Linked DNA regions of Mus musculus: region 1 is linked to region 2. Evidence: chromatin loops called from intact Hi-C (ENCODE). Cell type or tissue: left cerebral cortex. All regions are shown on one strand. Links, peaks and the distances in the headings refer to the core of each region. The heading gives the core; the rest is flanking DNA.

What was found. Hi-C counts contacts between places; a loop is a spot of excess contacts. Peaks named below come from ENCODE experiments on the same cell type or tissue, not always from the same donor. Only the 100,000 strongest peaks of a DNase experiment are listed, where the experiment ranks them.
Region 1: a loop joins it to region 2, with 17 times the contacts of the local background. A loop is called at or near these places in 23 of 42 quality-filtered maps.

The regions. Positions count from the first base shown.
Region 1 is chr1:85,577,816-85,586,845 of GRCm38, reverse strand. It overlaps Sp110 (Sp110 nuclear body protein), which reads left to right. Exons shown (of 12, transcript NM_030194.1): 7 at 551-631; 8 at 1,794-1,943; 9 at 3,266-3,334; 10 at 7,101-7,202; 11 at 7,647-7,789. Among named protein-coding and RNA genes, the nearest start is that of Sp110, 16 kb to the left of the region's middle. In left cerebral cortex, for the core only: CTCF peaks have their summits at 4,907 and 5,134; DNase peaks (open chromatin) are centred at 1,522, 1,775, 3,905 and 5,446.
Region 2 is chr1:85,731,381-85,740,410 of GRCm38, reverse strand. It overlaps A630001G21Rik (RIKEN cDNA A630001G21 gene), which reads left to right and starts at 3,805. Exons shown (of 6, transcript NM_177055.3): 1 at 3,805-3,939. In left cerebral cortex, for the core only: a CTCF peak has its summit at 3,712 (motif pointing right); DNase peaks (open chromatin) are centred at 3,725 and 4,547.

The DNA.
Region 1 (9,030 bases), core at 932-8,931, 150 kb after region 2:
ATAATAATGATAAAAACACTGTGACCTTTCTGATACTGTCATCCATTGGTTTCCCCATTGCTTCCTGGAAGCCTTCCAAGTCCGTTTTCTCCCACCTCGGTTCTTTCCATGGTCCTGGATGCTTTCAAGTGCTGGGATAGCAGGCAAACGATCCAATACTCCAGCTGCTCAAGTCTTTATCTCCTCATGTCTGGTTCTTGTTTTCCCTTCACAAATTCTTGGTTTCTCATGCCCAGAAGTCATCCTTAGGCTCTACCATTATCTGTTCCCTAGCTTAATTTCCCAAGAACTGATTCAAAGAATTCTCATTTTAACACTTGTCCTTGAAGCTTGCTCCTTCTAGTTCAAAACTCTGATCTCTTCTTCCTTCCCAGCTGGTCATTTAAAAAGGTTAGGGTTGAGATCAGAGAGATAACTCGGAGTTAAATCATACACATATACACACGTGCAAGTGCACAATTAACAGACAAAAACATAGTTGAATTCTTTAAATAAAAAAGACTGACAGCTCTATGTGACTATAAAAGACTTTGTTTTGTTTTCTTCTTAGCAAGAAGAAAAAAACGTCCGAACTGGTCAAATTCCAAAAGAAGACGGCAGAAAAAAAAGCCCCGTCAAGATGAGATGATGGGTAAGGGGATGCTGGAGGAGACTCCAGCAAGGGGGTACAGGAGGAGGCTTCAGCAAAGGCTGTAGATCTGATGGAGTTCGTTCTGAACTCACTGGATAGGCAGGCACACAAGAGTTCTGGTCAGCACAGCGAACTGGCTTTAAATTTCACCAGACCTGTTTTGCCACTGAGTAAATGGTGAACTGGAACATGTTGGAATCCTGTTCTGAGGTTACACAGCCCAAGGTGAAGGGTGCAGAGTGTCAGGTTTCCTCTTTATTTATACACACTAGGATGGCAACCATCCTTCCTAACTAAAGGGAGAGTAAATAAACTTTGCTACTTTGAGATAAGGTGCAGAAGAGCCTGGGTCCTAGCCCTGAGAGGCAGTTCAGAGGAAAAGCCCCCAGAAAAGCTTCAGAAAGGTGTTCTCATGCCAGTGGATGCAGCTGTCCTTGGGGAGGCAGCTTCCAAAGTCCCGAGAGGAAAAAGTGCTGTGTCCTCCCCTCCTCAGTGAAGGCCACTCATCCATCCACCAGTCCTGTCCACTGCAGAGCCTCTGGGCCTCTGCCACCCCTCGCCCAGAAGCTGTCTTCACGACAGGCATAGGGCTGTCCCCTGCGATGCTTTAGAGGTGCCCAGTGGCCTTCGGGTGTTGCCTGTCTGAACATGGGTGCTACATGGAAGTCCCTTCCTCACTGCCTGAAGAATCCCAGGCCTGTGCCTCATGGTTTACGAGTCTTAGAAACAGGAATCAGAATCTGCCCTGATCCCGAATCCCTCCATATTTATTTATTTGGTTAAATCTTTGTTTGTTTGGTTGGTTTGGTTTTGGTATGGTTTGGTTTTTCTTTGTGTGCCCTTGGATGTCCTGGAACTAGCTCTGTAAACCAGGCTGGCCTCAAGAAATCAAAACTCATGGATACGTGCCTGCCTCTGCCTCTCAAGTGCCAGGATTAAATGTGTGCACCAGCACTGCCCAGCTACCTGGTTAATTCTTATAAGAGCTCCCTGGGGTGGGAACTTATGGTGATGTGGGGGGAGAAAGCATGGTGCACATAAGAGAAAACAGCAAAAGTGAGGTACATTCACCTGGAAGGGGGGCTGGGATGGGGAGCCTATGAAGGAAGGAAGGAGTGTTCCAGGAACCTCCATTTCAACCACACATGAGTCGTCTCAGCAGGAGTGGCCTCACCTGGACATGGAGTTCAAGAGAAGCTCAAGGCAGTGAGCAGGAGGACTTTGTGGAAAGATGACTCATCTACGAACGTGAAGGAGGTGACCAAGACACAGAGAACAAGGATGAGGCGTGCCCAGACATCCAATTCACAAGGTAAGGCTGAGGGTGGCACCTGCCATTGGAAAGGCTCAGCCTGGGCAAATCTCTCAGAGCTGGTGCAGGGGTCGGGGGATACATGACCTCCGTGTTAGCAGAGAGATTTTCAGAGAGAACAGGCGAGGGGCAAAGAGAGGCAACGAATGGACAAGGAGTTTTTGATAAAGAAACAGCCACAGGTCACCTCAGTTGAGACCTAAGAAAGAGGGTGTCAACCCTTTAGATTTAACAATCTTAAAGATTACTAAGAACTTCCCAAGGTCTACATCTGTGTTGTTTATGTCTACCTGTTTCTCCATTATTCATAGTTAAAAAAAAACATAATTTAAAAAAAATCTTTGTTTAAAGTGAAATAATTTGGTCAAGGAAGCATGTGAGAGAAAATTATTTCTGAAGCAAAAACAAACTTAGAAGACGGGTGTCCGTGCAAGCTCCTGCAGTTCTCAGTGATGTCGGGCTCTGTGAGAAACAGGTAGATGCTTAGAGCTGCGTCTGAACTCACGCACCTGACTGTGGCTGTGGCTGAGGATGGGGAGAGGATCTCGCCGCACATGGAACTCCAGTCCTTTGCAAGGGCACTGCATGCTCTTAACCAGCCCCATCATCTGTCAGCTAGACTCTGAATCCTTATCTCTGGTACTGTTGTTCTCTGCTAAAATAAACTGTTACGCCAGCTGCGTGTGGTAGCCTGTGCCTATAATCCCAGCACTTAGGAGGCAAAGGTGGGTAGATCTCTTTGTGTCCAATCTCTTTGATCTTTCTTTCTTTCTTTCTTTCTTTCTTTCTTTCTTTCTTTCTTTCTTTCTTTCTTTCTTTCTTTCTTTCTTTCTTTTTTGGGTTTTTTTTTTTTGATACAGTGGTTTGTTTTGTTTGTTTGTTTGCTATGTACCCCTAGCTGGCTTCAAACTCACTATATAAATCAGCCTGGCTTCAAATTCAGAAAGATAAGATACACTTGCCTCTGCCTACCAAGTACTCAGATTCAACGTGTGACCCTCCACATCTGGCTCTCCATCTTGGACAGGTCTTCTACTCATATAAGACTTTATAATGTCTCAGACATTTGGAAAGTGTTGAACTATATTGTGAGCTAGCAACACAGGTACATACATATTCTTGGGACAACTATGTAATTTGGAGACGTGACAGAAGTGTTCTTTCTATTCTGAACTTTCCACTTTCCCACCCTCGGGAGAGGAGGCAACTTGGAGTCTGCAATCCTCAGCTCTGAAGTATGTGAGGCCCTTCGAGGGTTGGGAGACTCCTCACAGAGTGTCCACGGACAAAGAACAGTGTTTCTTTCTTCTTCTTTCTTTTAGAGATCAGCAAAGAGGCATCAAAAACAAGTGGTAGAAAGAGGCCCAGCACAGCACGAAGAACCACACAAGGTAAGGATGGGGCACTGTGGGTCTCAAGATGCAGCCAGCGGGGACCCACAGTCAGAGCAGCCAGGCTGCTCTAAGCCAGACTTCCACTGCCCTAAAGAGCCCTTTGGATATTTCTTTTCTCACCACAACCTTCTCATGATAGCTTAAGACTACTTATATATAGACATGCATGGACTGGACTATGTGTGTGGTGTTACTCATCTTTCCCCCCTCCTATAAAAATATAATGTTTGACCACTGAGGACAGTATCGCCACTGCTGAGAATCTGTGTTCGAGAATATTGCTCACCCTACACTGAAAATCTCCAGCTTATGAATCAGGGTTGTTTCTAGAAATCCAGGCTCTTCCCAGACGGCTCAAAGGTTAAGGAGCACTGGCTGCTCTTCCAGAGGACCCAGGTTTTGATTCCCAGCATCCACATGGTGGCTCAAAATGATCTTTTAACTCCAGCTCAAGGAGATCCAATGACTTCTAGCCTCCGGGAGCACCAGGCATGATCGTGGTACACAGCTATACATGCAAGCAAAACAAAACACCCATATACAGACAAAACTATGCATAGGCAACCCGCACTGTTACGAAAGGACTCATGGGCCAAAGGGTGCGTATGTAGGTCAGAGGATGAGTATTATGGAGAGCAGAGGATGAGTTTTGTGGAGTTCAGGCTCCTAGAATGAGATTCAGGGTGCCAGGCTTACATAGCAAGCCCCATTACTCGAGGAGCCAACTCTTGATCCCACCACACATTTCTGGCACACAAAAACTACTGCTTGCTTTAAGAAATGAGCTCTGGAATCTTCTGTTTCTCCCCCACAGTCTCTCTCCTCCCTTTCCCCTCCCTCTGTTGTCGTCTTCTTCTTCTTCTTCTTCTTCTTCTTCTTCTTCTTCTTCTTCTTCTTCTTCTTCTTCTTCTTCTTCTTCTTCTTCTTCTTCTTCTTCTCCTCCTCCTCCTCCTCCTCCTCCTCCTCCTCCTCCTCCTCCTCCTCCTCCTCCTCTTCCTCCCTCTCCTCTTCCTCCTCCTCCCTTTCCCCTTTCTCCCTCTTCCTCCTCTCTCGTCCTCCTCCTCTTCCTCCTTTTCTTCTTTATTCTTTTATTTTTATTTAAACAGCCCAGGTTCTGCAAATCACTGGAGATGCTCTTCTATGTTCCATGCCTTTGTGGAACAAGGATACTCTCCCAGCCCCCAGTAGCAGAGAGCACCTCACTGCTTTGCAAATTCCAGTCCTTCTGGTTGGTTTCTCTTAGTCAGCACTATAACTGCCACTGTGTGCTCCCACCACCACCACCACCTCTTCCTCATAGTCACCCAGAAGAAATCCTATCTTCCTGCTCCCTCTGTGTTCCACACCCATAGGTACCACCTTAAATAAGTATTGCTTTCACAAGGAAATCCCCCCCAACTCCCAACCCTCCTCCCCCCTCCTCCCCCTTCTCACCCCTCCCACTCCACCCCCACCCCCACCCGCCCCAGTCCAGGGGCAGGAGCATAGATAGGTCTCCAGATGTGGCTTGCCCCAGGGACTTCTCTTCAAGGCTCTTTCAGACTTTTGGGCAATTGTCTGTGTGCCTTCTGTTTACTTTGTGGGTGGCACTGGAGGTCAGAAGTGGATCAGTCTTGTTTTCTGTTTTGTGTCTGGCTACCTTGTGCCTCTGTTTATACCTAAACAACTAACAAATCAGGACAGTGGCCAGGACACTATGAATGCCCATACCAGGGCCTATGCTTCCCTCTGCTGGACGGTCCTTGTACTGCGCATTGCGTGGATTGTTTCTCTGGGACCTTATGCAGAGGCTTGATTGGACGGGGTAAATCCATGATGCCCTTGCCCATCATGCTGTCATTTGATTGTCATGATGGAACTCAAGAAAAAGCAAAAGAAAAATTGACTCAGAGGAGCTAAAATCCACTTAGGTGCTTCTGAATGCCTTTTTTTTCCTTTCCAATGAAAAAGCGAATATTCCCAGATGCCTCTTTAGTCTTTTTTAATGAAACACTTAAGGAAGCAGGAGCCCAGATCCATGCTGACTGTTGTCCTCCTACAGCTTCCCCTGACTTCCAGCACATGCCCCTCCCATATTCATATCTCACTGAATCCAGTTGATTCTGGGTGTGGAGCCATCTGCTGGAGCACGGGCAACCTAGGAGGTACCACACACCCCATCAGCTGGCAAGTTCCTACTGCAGAAACGATACAGAGATAGCTCTGATCTGTCTGCATCCCAGGGCCAGCTCCCTGTCACTGTCAGGGTTCCTCACTCTCCCCATGTCTGAGCCACTCACCCCATCTATTAAGTGGATGATGCTTGCCTTCTTTTTGTTGGAATGAATGATGCAATTCTTGATGGTCTTGATCTGTCTGGGACGTCTCCAGCCACCCTACTTCAGCCCTTCCCCCTCACCCAGGCCCTTGGTCCACGGGTCATGCCTGGACATGCCACCTTCTCAGGTGTAGCCATCACCTTAGCATTTCCCCCTGTGTTCTGGAAGCATCCACAAGCTGCTCTTTGGATTGCTAATTAGGTTTTTTCCATCCCATCTCTCCCCTTCCTTATCAGGCTTCCTCCATAGAAGCTCCTTCACATAAGGAAATTGTTTTTTATCTTTAATTGCTTACTTACAGGCTCCCGGCTGTTTGCTCACGCTAATGAGGGCCTACACCAGCTGTTGCAGCTCCTTAGACTAGGGCTGGCTATTGCTGAGGAGTCACACACAGGCTGCCCCTCAGGCTCCATCTTGTACTGAAATGGGCAAAGGAGACTAGGCCAAGCACCAGTGAGAACTCACCAGCAGACTGCCCTTTCTGGTCAGGTTCATGGCTTTAGAAGTCCTCAGAACTAAAGGCCCATTGCATTTGGGATACATGGGGTACCTGCAACAGGCAAAAGAGGGGGTGATGCTCGTGGCCTGACCCTGCATGTGAACTTGCTGCTCACAGCACCCCAAGCCCCCACTGCCCCTTTATCTGTTGCAAGCATATTCAGGACATCCGACTTCTTTACTTACTATAGAGAATTAGCAAAGATGTTTCCATGGAGACAGAGAACCATAGATCCCCACACTGTGCTAATCTGCCCACCCCACGGGGTTTATAACAGTAGTTCAGGGTTCCCTGTGACTCTGCTTCTCCCTCAAATTAGGATCTGATAGCAGCAAACCTCCTACTCAAATCGGGTAACAGCACTGCAACCTCATCGGTCCTTCTAGGAAACCACAGAGCCAAGAGTCTGCCTCTGGCTCCAGATTCTCATCTACTGTACTGTTTTTGAAAGGATACTGGAGATGGGTGATGGGACAAACCAGTCCACATGCTAGCCTGAATGCCAGCCTGGCTCCTTCTAAGCTGGGCATCCTTTGGGGCTCTTTAGATCCATGCCCTTCGGTCCTGGAAGCTCCTCCTCCCACAGCATAACACTCCTGGCTCCATCTTCCCAAAGTAATTAATTAATTGATGTTCTTCTCTTACACCAACCTCAAACTCAACACTCATTTACAGCACTTTCCTCTGTCTCCAAGAGACAGCCCTGCATGAACTCTCCCTGAGGGGAAGGAAGCAGGAACTACCAAGAGCTATTTTTAAAACCCTTTCACAAATGTTTCAATTGACTCTTAGCTTGAGATCCCTGCTCTGAGCTTCCGAGCTGCCAAATCTTTCCTGGTGCAAGTGGCAGACTTGTCCTGAAGTTGGGCTGTCTGCAGGTGATGACCTTGGACCTCATCTCTCAGTGCAGGTCACTTCACTTATCTGAGTCTGTTTGCTCTCCCAGTTCCAGAGAAGACCAAGAATGACGCTGTGGATTTCTCTCCCACACTCCCTGTGACCTGTGGTAAGGCCAAAGGGACTTTGTTCCAAGAGAAACTGAAGCAAGGTGAGTGCCTGCTCTTCTGATGCTCTGGTCCCGGGATGATGGGTAGGCTGGAAGGGAAGAGTGTGCCAGTTGAGTAACTTGTCAAGAAACAGACCCTGCTAGCCAGGCTGTAAGAGGGAAAAAAAACAAAAGCTACAACAAAAAGACTTCCCAAGAAGTTTCCAGACTTTTCCGTGGAGATGCATCTGGAAACCACATGAGCCGTCTGTCTGTGAGCCCTCTGAACTAGACACTGTCCTTGCTACAAGAATCTGCCCCACTCCCTCGGTGGCCTGTAGGGATTATGGTCCCCTGAAGCTAAGAGAGGGAGCCTCTTCTTTCACCCCAGAGGAATCCCCTCTTGCTCTGGGACAGTGAAAAGCCATAGCAGGGAGACTCAAAGGTCTGTGGTAAAGTCACAGAGGATCCAGGTGGGTCCTGGAATGGCCTGTCTTTTTCTTACAGGAGCCTCAAAAAAGTGCATTCAGAATGAGGCAGGAGATTGGCTCACTGTAAAGGAATTTTTAAATGAAGGGGGAAGGGCCACATCAAAAGACTGGAAGGGCGTTATACGTTGTAACGGGGAGACATTAAGACATCTGGAGCAGGTATTGTAATGACCAAGGGTGATGGATTAATATCCTGGAAGAGTGGGTGGAAATTCAATAGCAAAAATGTAGATAAATTCCCATTTTGACTCAACAGCATGACTTACAAAGAGCCAGATGTTCAAGCAGAAAACATTGTAGATGGCAAAGTTAGAACCACAGATAGATGCACATGATGAAGACCTAGTGCAAGCAGAATATGCTGAGAGTAATGGAGGCCAAGGTTGCTGTGATCAAGTAAGATTTAAGAAGCTTAGCCGGGCATGGTGGCACAAGCCTTTAATCTCAGCACTTGGGAGGCAGAGGCAGATGGATTTCTGAATTTGAAGCCAGCCTGGTCTACAGAGTAAGTTCCAGGACAGCCAGGGCTACACAGAGAAACCCTGTCTCAAAAAACCGAAAAAAACAAACAAACAAACAAACAAAAAAGCTTTAAGAAGCTTAGCCTGGTGAGTTTGAGTAGGGATTGGAAGGAAACCAGCTGCAGCCAAAGAATTCTTTGTGTCCTCAGTCTGATAAGACTTTATTGAAAGCCTGGTTCATATGGAACGTGTGAGATATTTTCAGCCACTTCAACTGTAGCAATCTCCCTTCTACACCTTGTGACACTCTCTTTCTAACTTGTAACAGTTGCAGAAGGCATGAGTCATTGCAATTCCTAGACATAGCCTCCCCATAATATGCAAACCATTATCACAAGGTGCCGCCCAGTGTTCGTTTCCTCCTCTGGGTATCCAGGCTCATTACACACCAACTAAACGGGGGCAGGTGGGTGCAATACAGGATCTTGGTTGATGGTGAGAGCACAAGAAACAAACAGCCTTCTCAGGAGACAGCTCCTTTAATTGGAGCAGAAGAAAGACCATTTATATCTTTGGGGAATGGGTAGAGGCTTTTGAGGGGAATAGACATCATTGACCAGAGCCAGGGTTCTGGGAATGCCTTATTTGCGTGAAGAGGAATCCCAGGTGCTTGCCAAATGTGACCTTATAAGGAGAGAGGAAGTTGAACCTGTAACCTGGCTGCCAGGCTAAAGGGCCACCTCAGGGTTGGCAGAGGTTGGGAGTGTAAGGCTCCATGGACCTGGACGTGCAGGCCCAGGGCAGGAAAGGTACAGTCCTATTCCTGCTGGTCTCAAAATGAGATTTTGGGGGTTTGGATATACCTTGACTTCTGTCTTGACACACACACACACCTGCCCCAGTTGCATGGCTCCCCAGCTCCACAATAGGGGCACCAGC
Region 2 (9,030 bases), core at 245-8,244:
GCCAGAGATACACAGAGAAACCCTGTTTTGAAAAACAAACAAACATGATTATTATGTATGTGTGCTTAGGACGTGGGGAAACCAATAGTGCGGTTATAGGATAACTCTGTAGAAACGGTTCTCTCTTCCCATCTTTATGTGTGTTCTGGGAGTCAAACTCAGTCCTCCATGGTTGTGTAGCAAGCACCTTTGCCCACAGAGCCATCTCACCAGCCCAGTGAGCCACACTTTAATGAAAACAAATAAAGTAACTGGGTCATTGAGAATTAAGTGTGCCACCAGCCCCAGCTTTATGACAATTGCACTGAGTGAGCTCTGACCCCCATCTATGACTCTCCTTGCTGGTTCCTAGGGCATCATGGGAGGAAATGGAGCATTTCAGGGGCAGGAAGTCAGATGAGTTATGTGATGAAAATCTATCTTCTGTTTCAAGATGTGGTGAAACTCCCACTAGCTGCCATCTCCAGGTGTCAGGCAGGAAACTCACTTATGAGTAAAATCAAAACTTCAGTGTGATTGGTCTACAGACTGGACAAGCACTAAGACTTAGCCCAACACAGACTTAAGCCTTTGAAGTCATTCTGTGTTTTCCTGGTGTCTTAGAATTTTTAATTTTTAAAAGATATATTCATTTTCCTTTTTTTTTTGTTTTTTGTTTTGTTTGTTTGTTTGTTTTTTCGAGACAGGGTTTCTCTGTGTAGACCTGGCTGTCCTGGAACTCACTTTGTAGACCAGGCTGGCCTCGAACTCAGAAATCTGCCTGCCTCTGCCTCCCAAGTGCTGGGATTAAAGGCGTGCACCACCACGCCCGGCTTCCTTTATTTTTAAAGGTTTATTTATTTGATGTATATGAGCACACTGTAGCTGTACAGATGGCTGTGAGCCTTCACGTGGTTGTTGGGAATTGACTTTTAGGATCTCTACTTGCTCCAGTCAACCCCGCTCGCTCCGGCCCAAAGATTTATTTATTATTATACATAAGTACACTGTAGCTGTCTTCAGATGCACCAGAAGAGGGCATTAGATGGTTGCCGGGATTTGAACTCTGAACCTTCGGAGTTCAAATCCCTCATTTTTCCTTTAAATATATGAGCATTTGTCTATATGTCAAAGCCTTGTATGCATACATGTGTGCCTCATGCTCTCGGAGGCTGAAAGGGGGTTGGGGCTCCTGGAGTTACTAAGCTGTCACGTGGGTGCCAGGAACTTAACCCAGATCTTTGGCAAGAACCACAGGTGCTCTTTCCTGCTAAGCTACCTCTCCACTCTCTGGAGTCTTGGTTTTGATCTCCTCAAGAAACAGACACTGAGGGGCTGAACAACCATCTGTAATGAGATCTAATGCCCTCTTCTGGTGCATCTGAAGACAGCTACAGTGTACTAAGAAATAATAATAAATAAATCTTGAGCCTGGAGTGAGTGGGGCAGACCAGAGCGAGCAACCTTCATTCCCAGCAACCACATGATGGCTCACAACCGTCAGTACAGCTACCGTGTTCCCATATACATAAAATAAATAAATAAATAAATAAATAAATAAATAAATAAATCTTAAAAAAAAAAAAGAAACAGACACTGAGATATGAGTTTGTAAACTGTGGGGAAGCAGCCACAGAGTGGCCTGCATCTGTAATCCTGACATTCCTAAAGGACGGGTGGGGGGGTGGAGGGTGGTGTGGGGGGAACGTGGGGGGTGGGGATCAGCCAGAAGCTCAATGGACAGCTAGCCTGAAGCACTTAGTAGGAACAGAAACAAGAGAAGCTGCTTCAGCAAGGAGGAAGGTGAGAGCTGCCTTCTGATCTCCACACACCAGAGTGTCAGGGTTCATAGACACCTATACTCACATAACACGTACCCAAAAATAACTTTAATAAGATTTTTAAAAAATGTTGTTTCATGTTGTTTTGCCCGTATGTATATGCACCATGTGTGTGCAGTATCTGCAGAAGCCAGAAGAGGGCATCAGATTCTCCTGGAACTGGAGATACAGATGATTGTGCATCACCATGTGGGTGCTGGGAACCAAACCTGAGTCTCCCACAGGAGCAACAAATGCTCTTAACCACTGAACAATCCCACCAGCCCTGTAAGGAAGTTGTTTTAAATAAGGAAGTAGTACTAGCAGAAAGAGATCAGAGTTTTTCTACAGAGGAGTCGAGGAACTATGAAGCTCACCCAAGACCGTCCTGTTCCTCCCTGGTTGAGGTCTGCTTCTGGTTACATGAAAACCCCAGCACTTCCCATTTGGACTGCTTCAAAGCTTTCAGTATCCAGGCTGGCCAGATAAAATCCCACAGGCAGAGTTGCAGGTATTAGCAAAACACAGCATTTCTTTGCAGGGGTGCCACCCACATATTCGGACACCATAGCTTGAACACTATCACATCTGCTGGAGCTGGCTAAAGTCCCTGGCAACACCAGAGGTTTCATTTAGTGATAAGAAAGGACTCGGTTTAGTAATCACCTGGGCCACAGAGGAGCTGGCTAACTGCTTTTCCTTCTTGCTTGGTGTCTTCTCTTTGGTATCATTGTTTCTTTTTAGTCTCTGCAAGACTGGAGGGGATCAAGAGGAAGGGTTGGGCTTAGAAAAGGCTTTTTTTTTTTTTTTTTAATACTTCTGGTAAGGCTGCCCCTACCGCCCCCAGCACAGCTGTGGCCAGTTTGTTCCATGCCAGCCAACTAAGCAGCTAAGACATATCATTGCTGTAATGTGCCTGCCAGTTATTGATGCAGAAAAAACGACTCCCCTCAGAGCAGGGCCATGCTGACCACATACTCTGTTATGTTCTGTACGTTAAGAGGTTTGCTAATCTTAAGATATTCCACAACTATAAGCTTCAGGTAGGACTCATCAAATTAAAGGTCAATACGAACTGTTATGTCTAAAATGGTTTGAGTCAGGGCTGACTACTGGGCAGCACTTCTAGGTCCTGCCTGTGAACTCATTGTGGGTTTTGCAGTTTTATTTGTTATAAGTCTCTCCTGAGAAATGTCCAGTGTGTATCTTTGAGCTGTCGTCCTGGCGGATGAGTCTTGTGTTCAATAAGCCATCCCTGTTTAACTGAGATAGGTGTTTCTGTGGTTTGTGGGGCGACTCCTGGACCCCAACAACTTGCTCCATTGTAATTTTATATTAGTACTCTCTAGAGTACTCTTGCATGGTGATCACTTACTGGGGAATATTTTGGTGATAGCTCCACGAAGTCTGACATTTCTGGGTGTGGTGATTTGAATGAAAATGTCCCTCTCTCACGGTCTTAGGTGGTTGGGTGTGAGGTTTCCAGTCTAAGGTGCTGTTTGGGGGAGGATTAGACATGGTGTACCTTGAGGAAGTACATCTCGGAGTTTTGAGGTTTCGAAGGCACACACCGTTTCCAGTCCCCCACCCCCATTCCTGCAGTAAGAGATTCGAGCTCCGTTGTTCCTGTACCGTGACTGCGGCTGATTGTTTCTATTCTCTGCCATGTTGGACTTTTACCCCTCTGGAACTGTAAAAGCCCAAATAAACTCTCCTTTACGATGCCTTGAGTGTGGTATTTTATCAGAGCAGCAGAAGAGTAACTGCTACAGGTCCCACCTTCAAAATATTTCATTATGTGTAAAGCAAATATCATCAAATCTCCAAAAGCTGGAAAGCTAAATATGATTATGGTCCAAGTGGTTTCAGGCTGAAGGCCTCTCAACCTGTATTTCTAAAGGTGCAGTAACCAAGTGCTACCACCAGAGGTCAGGATAGACTTTGCAGAGACCCGAGAGAGGGAACGTGGTACAGGGAGACACAGAGGAAGTGAATGCAAATTTCACTAAAGTTTTCCCTAAACCCACCCCAGATCGAGGTCCTAGCTTTCGCTCTGCTTTCTGTACTTGCTACTGACCACAATTGACGCCCGCCGTGAGGAAGGCTGAAGGTGTCCCCTGCGGACTCCCCCAGACCCAAGGTAGCTAACTGGGGAGGAGGTGGAAGGGTGTTTGGGATGAAGTGAGGGAGAGGAGGGAGGGAGGCCTTGACTCCCAGAGGACTCCTTAAATGAGTCTATGAAATAGCCCGATACCAGACAGATTAATGCACCACAGAGAGCAAACTTATTAACGAACAAGAGAGGTGCTTAAGCATTCTTTTGGAAGGGGAAGGGGTGTTAGGCAGCCTGTGAAGTGTTTTAGGTGAAAACAAACAGATAGAATGGATGGTGGCTTGAGACAGAGTTTCTCTGAGAGAGCTGACTTCTAGCTTCCTCTCCTGGCATGAGACAATCACTCTTCTATGGAACTCTCAGGGAAGCACTGCTGTAAGGGAATTCTCTCAAAAGACCTGCCTTTAGGCAGAAGAGGGCTTTCAGAGAAAGTCTCCAACACGTGCTGTTTCTCCTTGCTCATCTCAAGGGTTCCAAAGTGGTACACTTGGGCTGCTATGTCCTGTACTCCTTCCTGTAAGAGGGTCAGGACCGGAGCCATTTACGGACCAGCCTCAGGGGAGCACCCAGCCTGAGGTCATATCCTTCAGGGAGGGAAGGGGTGGAGTCTGCCCCCAGGGGGCCACTGCTGATTTCCCCTTAGTGCCCTGCGCTGCTCCTCCTGGGGTAGGGTTGTGGTTGGCGGGGGTGGGGGTAAGGCTAGGAGGTGGGGGTGGGGGGCAAGCAGAGGAGGTGCCACTTGCTAGCCCCTGAAGCTGTCTATATGTGTTTGCTCATTTTTATCGCACCGGCAGTGTGGTTTGGGATGGACCAACTACCGTTCAGGAAAGGACATTAGCAAGTTCCTGCTTCTAGAGGAAGAGCTAAGGGCTAGGATGAAGGCTTAGCACTTCTTTGTCCAAGTTTAATTCCTGGTTTCGTTTTTCTGTTAAAAATCGTTAAATTTCAAAAGTGTACTCAGACCCTGACTTTCCAGTTCAGCCCTGCCCACATCCAGTCGTGGCCTAATCGAGGGAGGAGGGCAGGGACCCCGGAAATCTTTCTTTGCCAATACCCAGCATTGTTTTGGAGAGACTGATTCTTGGTAGAAGCTATAATCCAGCAGAATAGAAAGCTGGGGTGATCTGCCAAGCCTTTGCTCCGACTGGGTCCCATTTTGCCTTTGTCCAGCTATGTCAACACTATCCAAAACAATTACTGATTCAACAACCACTATAGAATTTCCAACAGCCCTTCCCACCATATTCTAATAGTTTGGGCTTTTCCGGCCCACAAAAATGGAGATGCTGAACCTCAGAGTCGTACGGTACTGTAGGGGCCCCTGAAGAGCCAGAACGGTCTTAGGGAAGAATACAGATAGATGGATGAGTTACCCTTTCCATCTCTGAAACACTTCAAACCTGCAGTTCCCAAGGCAGTGGGGTGCTCTGGCGTGGGGACTAACAAATGGACTGAAGAGAGATACATGAGCAGGCATAGATAGTGGGTTTTCAGCAGGGATGTTAAGACTAAACTGAAATGTTTAATGCTTTTGAATTTCATACATAGGTACTGTGTTTTCATCATTTCCATTCTCCTGTCCCCTTCACTGTCCCCTTCACTGTCCCCTTCACTCCCTTGCAAAGCAGTGGCCTCTTCCTCTTTCACTATTACTGCTATACTTACACAATGTATGTATGTATGTATGTATGTATGTATGTATGTATGTATGCATGCATGCACATACATGTGCACAGCCTGCTGAGTTCCTCTAGTGTTGCTCCCATGTCTGTGTGTATAGGGAGAACCACTTGGGGTCAGATGACCTATAAGGGGGCTCATCCCCCAGATGCCACCTCTCAGCAGCTACTAATTACTAATTAATTCTTGATGCAGGGATAGGAAGAGCAATTAGACATCTACTCACTCCAGACAGGAAGCAGGTGTGGGTCCAGGGCCGTTCAGAGATTCACAGTCTCAAAGTCTCAAGTTTTGGTTTTAGTAAAGTAAAAGCTTTTTTTTTTTTTTTTTTTTTTTGGTTTTTCGAGACTCGAGACAGGGTTTCTCTGTGTATCCCTGGCTGTCCTGGAACTCGCTCTGTAGACCAGGCTGGCCTCGAACTCAGAAATCCGCCTGCCTCTGCCTCCCAAGTGCTGGGATTAAAGGCGTGCGCCACCACGCCCGGCAAGTAAAAGCTTTTTATACAAACAAACAAACAAACAAACAAACAAACACAAATGGCCAGGACCAAACCAGAAAGAGTTCCCCAGGTAAGTTCCCCTACCTATTGTTAGTTCAAAGATTATAAAGGTGAAAACTATACAGTTGTAATTTGGGTAAGACAAATTAACTCGTATCCTGTCTGTGAGCAGGCAAGGCTTGATTTTGTAAACAGATGTCCAGCAGGTACCTCAGTCATCCAAGCTAGGGTTTCATACAAAAATGGGATTTAACAGTTAGCCTATTTGATCTTGTGACCCTATTACTTTGTTGGGATAGCTGAGGAGGTGAAATATTTTTGTAACAATCAGCAGGTTTTAAGAATAGCTCAATTGCATCAGGAAATAGTCTATCTCAGGCTAGCTGACAGGGTACATTCAAGGTAGGGGAAACTTCCTTATGGCTTATACAAGCTCAAAACAATTTTGTTTTTACAAGGCTTGCACAGCAAGTTTATCCTCTAAACACAATGTTCACCATTACAGAAGCCATGACAGACCAAACTGTGGATACTACCAATGTCCTACTTGGTGAACCAACGCGTTTTACTGGGGTTACTTACAGGAACATGGGTGAGGGGTTTCTTGCAGGAACAGAAATGACTCAAAGTTGCATCAGCAAATACCAGCCCAACAAAGCCAACAGCTCCCAAAGCTAGGAATCTGGAACACAGTGTACACAGCCTGTAGGCAGCTCAAACAGGTTGGGAAATGTCCTTTCCTGGTGCCTCGGTGGGTCTAAACCTCAACCAGGCGGCCCTGCTGGTTTCTGTTTCTTTAAGGAAAGCTGTTTTGATCCTAGAATCAATTCTTTGCTGCTTCTCTGCTCTGAGAGTCATCTTAGCAGCTTGCCTTCCCTTCACCTGAGAAGGACTTTGAGCACTGACTTTTAACTCTGGCAGAGAGGGGCCGAATGGATCTGGTCGATTTTAGGAACTTCCTGAAGCTGTTGAATTGTTTACCTTCCTGCTTGAGGATCTTACTTGCAGGATGGGATGTTTTAATCTCTGAGGAAACTGTTACATAGTATTCCACCCCTTTCTCCTCTCCTCATTACTTTCTTTCCACCTCATCTCATCCCTTAACTTTGGAGGGGGTGACTATAGATGTCCACCTATGGCTAGGAAACAGGCCACCATGCCACAGTAACAAGTCACTTGTTATCTGGAGCTTCACCAGGAGCTATGAGTTGAAGCTGACAGTGATCTATGGGTGCAGACACACAAATTTAGAAGGCAGTTGAGCAAGCACGCCAAATCCATCTAGAAAATCCATCTAGAGATTGCTTTCCCATTGAGGCCTATGACCTCCTCATCTGCATGCTTTTGTACTGGCTGACACTACCAGACGTGAACTCCCTTTTGTGGAGTGGGCCTTAAATCTAATGGGAAGGTTTTGCCCATGACAGCTGAGCCACTATTGCACAAGCAGGCACATCCTGCTAGAAAGCCGGTATTTCAAAATGCAGGAACAATAGCTAAGCAGAGGTGTTGGGTGACAGTTCCACACCAGCAGCCTGTGTGGCCCCTTCTGATACTATGGGAGCCAGCCAGCAGGATGTGGGTTTACCGTTATGTCACAGCTGAATTTCTCACCCTATAGTCAAAACACACAGATATGTAGTGTCTTCAACAATAAGGTTCTATTGTTTAGCCCTGGTATACAACCAACCACAGTAGCAATAGCCTATATCATGTGAGGACCCTCAGGGGCTTCTCTGGCCAATGACTCACAGGGAGGTAGCCTATCCTGGGCCTGAGGATTTTCATTCCCTTTCCTCCTGTGTATGGTATTGTTGGATTTAAACTCTTCAGCTGTTGGTGCAGTCACTAAAGATTGCTCAGTGGCCTTAAAGGACTTTGGCCCTGGGACAGCCTGCATGGCATTGGGACTGGGGCTTATAGACACCACATTTCACTATTGTAAGTATGTATGCCACCTTTGTAGGGTTTGATTCTGTGCTACACCAAATGGACCTCAGCCTTTATTCTAGACCTTTATCAGATAAGCCATTTTTACAGTCATTGAAGGTGGAGCAAGTTATGGATTCTGTAAGTGTTACAGCTCGGAGGGTAAAGGCTTTGAAGGGGCTCTAGCCAACCTGAGCATGCCAATCATGGCTCTGGAAGGCCTTGCCCTTCCTCCCAATTCCTTCTGCCTAAAAACAATTAGAGTCCATTCCTGAAACTAGCCGCCAAGGTCTATTCCCATATTTGGGCACTTCCTCCTCCCAAGGCTGACAACCAAGGTCTAGCTGTCAAAGTATTGAAGTCCAGCAATTGAAAGCCCCCTTTGGCTCACCTAGTTAACATGGTCAGTAAAAATTAAACACCTCATCTTAACACGGGGGTCCCCTTTTACCACTATAAACTGCCATTTTCCTATGGGCCACATCTGTCTCCTCTCTATCCAGGGACAGTCCTTTCTCTCTCCCTTGTTCCCCCCCCCCCCATCCTCTATCTCCTGTCTTTGCCTCTAAATCCCCACCCTTTGTCTCTCTGAAGCAAATAAATCTTTGTGCTAAGAAGTTGGCCTGGGGGGGGGGTCCTGAGCCCATCCTGACACTGAGCCCCACAGTCTTCCCCCAATGGAAGTATTACAGCTCTGAGGGGGTCGGCATCCTGGTAGTTGAGAGCCAAGGAATACCACAAAGTTCCGCTGCACAACGGACCACCCAAGAGACTTACTGGGAGAGACACAAGAAGGGGGCTGCCTCTGCTCAGCTGAGAAGCTGCAGGGGAAATGGCAGTTGAAAGGCTTAGATAGGGTTTCTTGGAAGAGGTGTTTTCCAGGGTAGAGATTTCCAGGGTGGGGAGTAGTGAGGGATCAAGCCCAGCCCAGGGATCGGTGGGTTTTGCTAGGTTTTTCACCAGGAGGTGGGCTTGGACCTTTTACCCTCTAGATCCCTCCAGTTGTAACA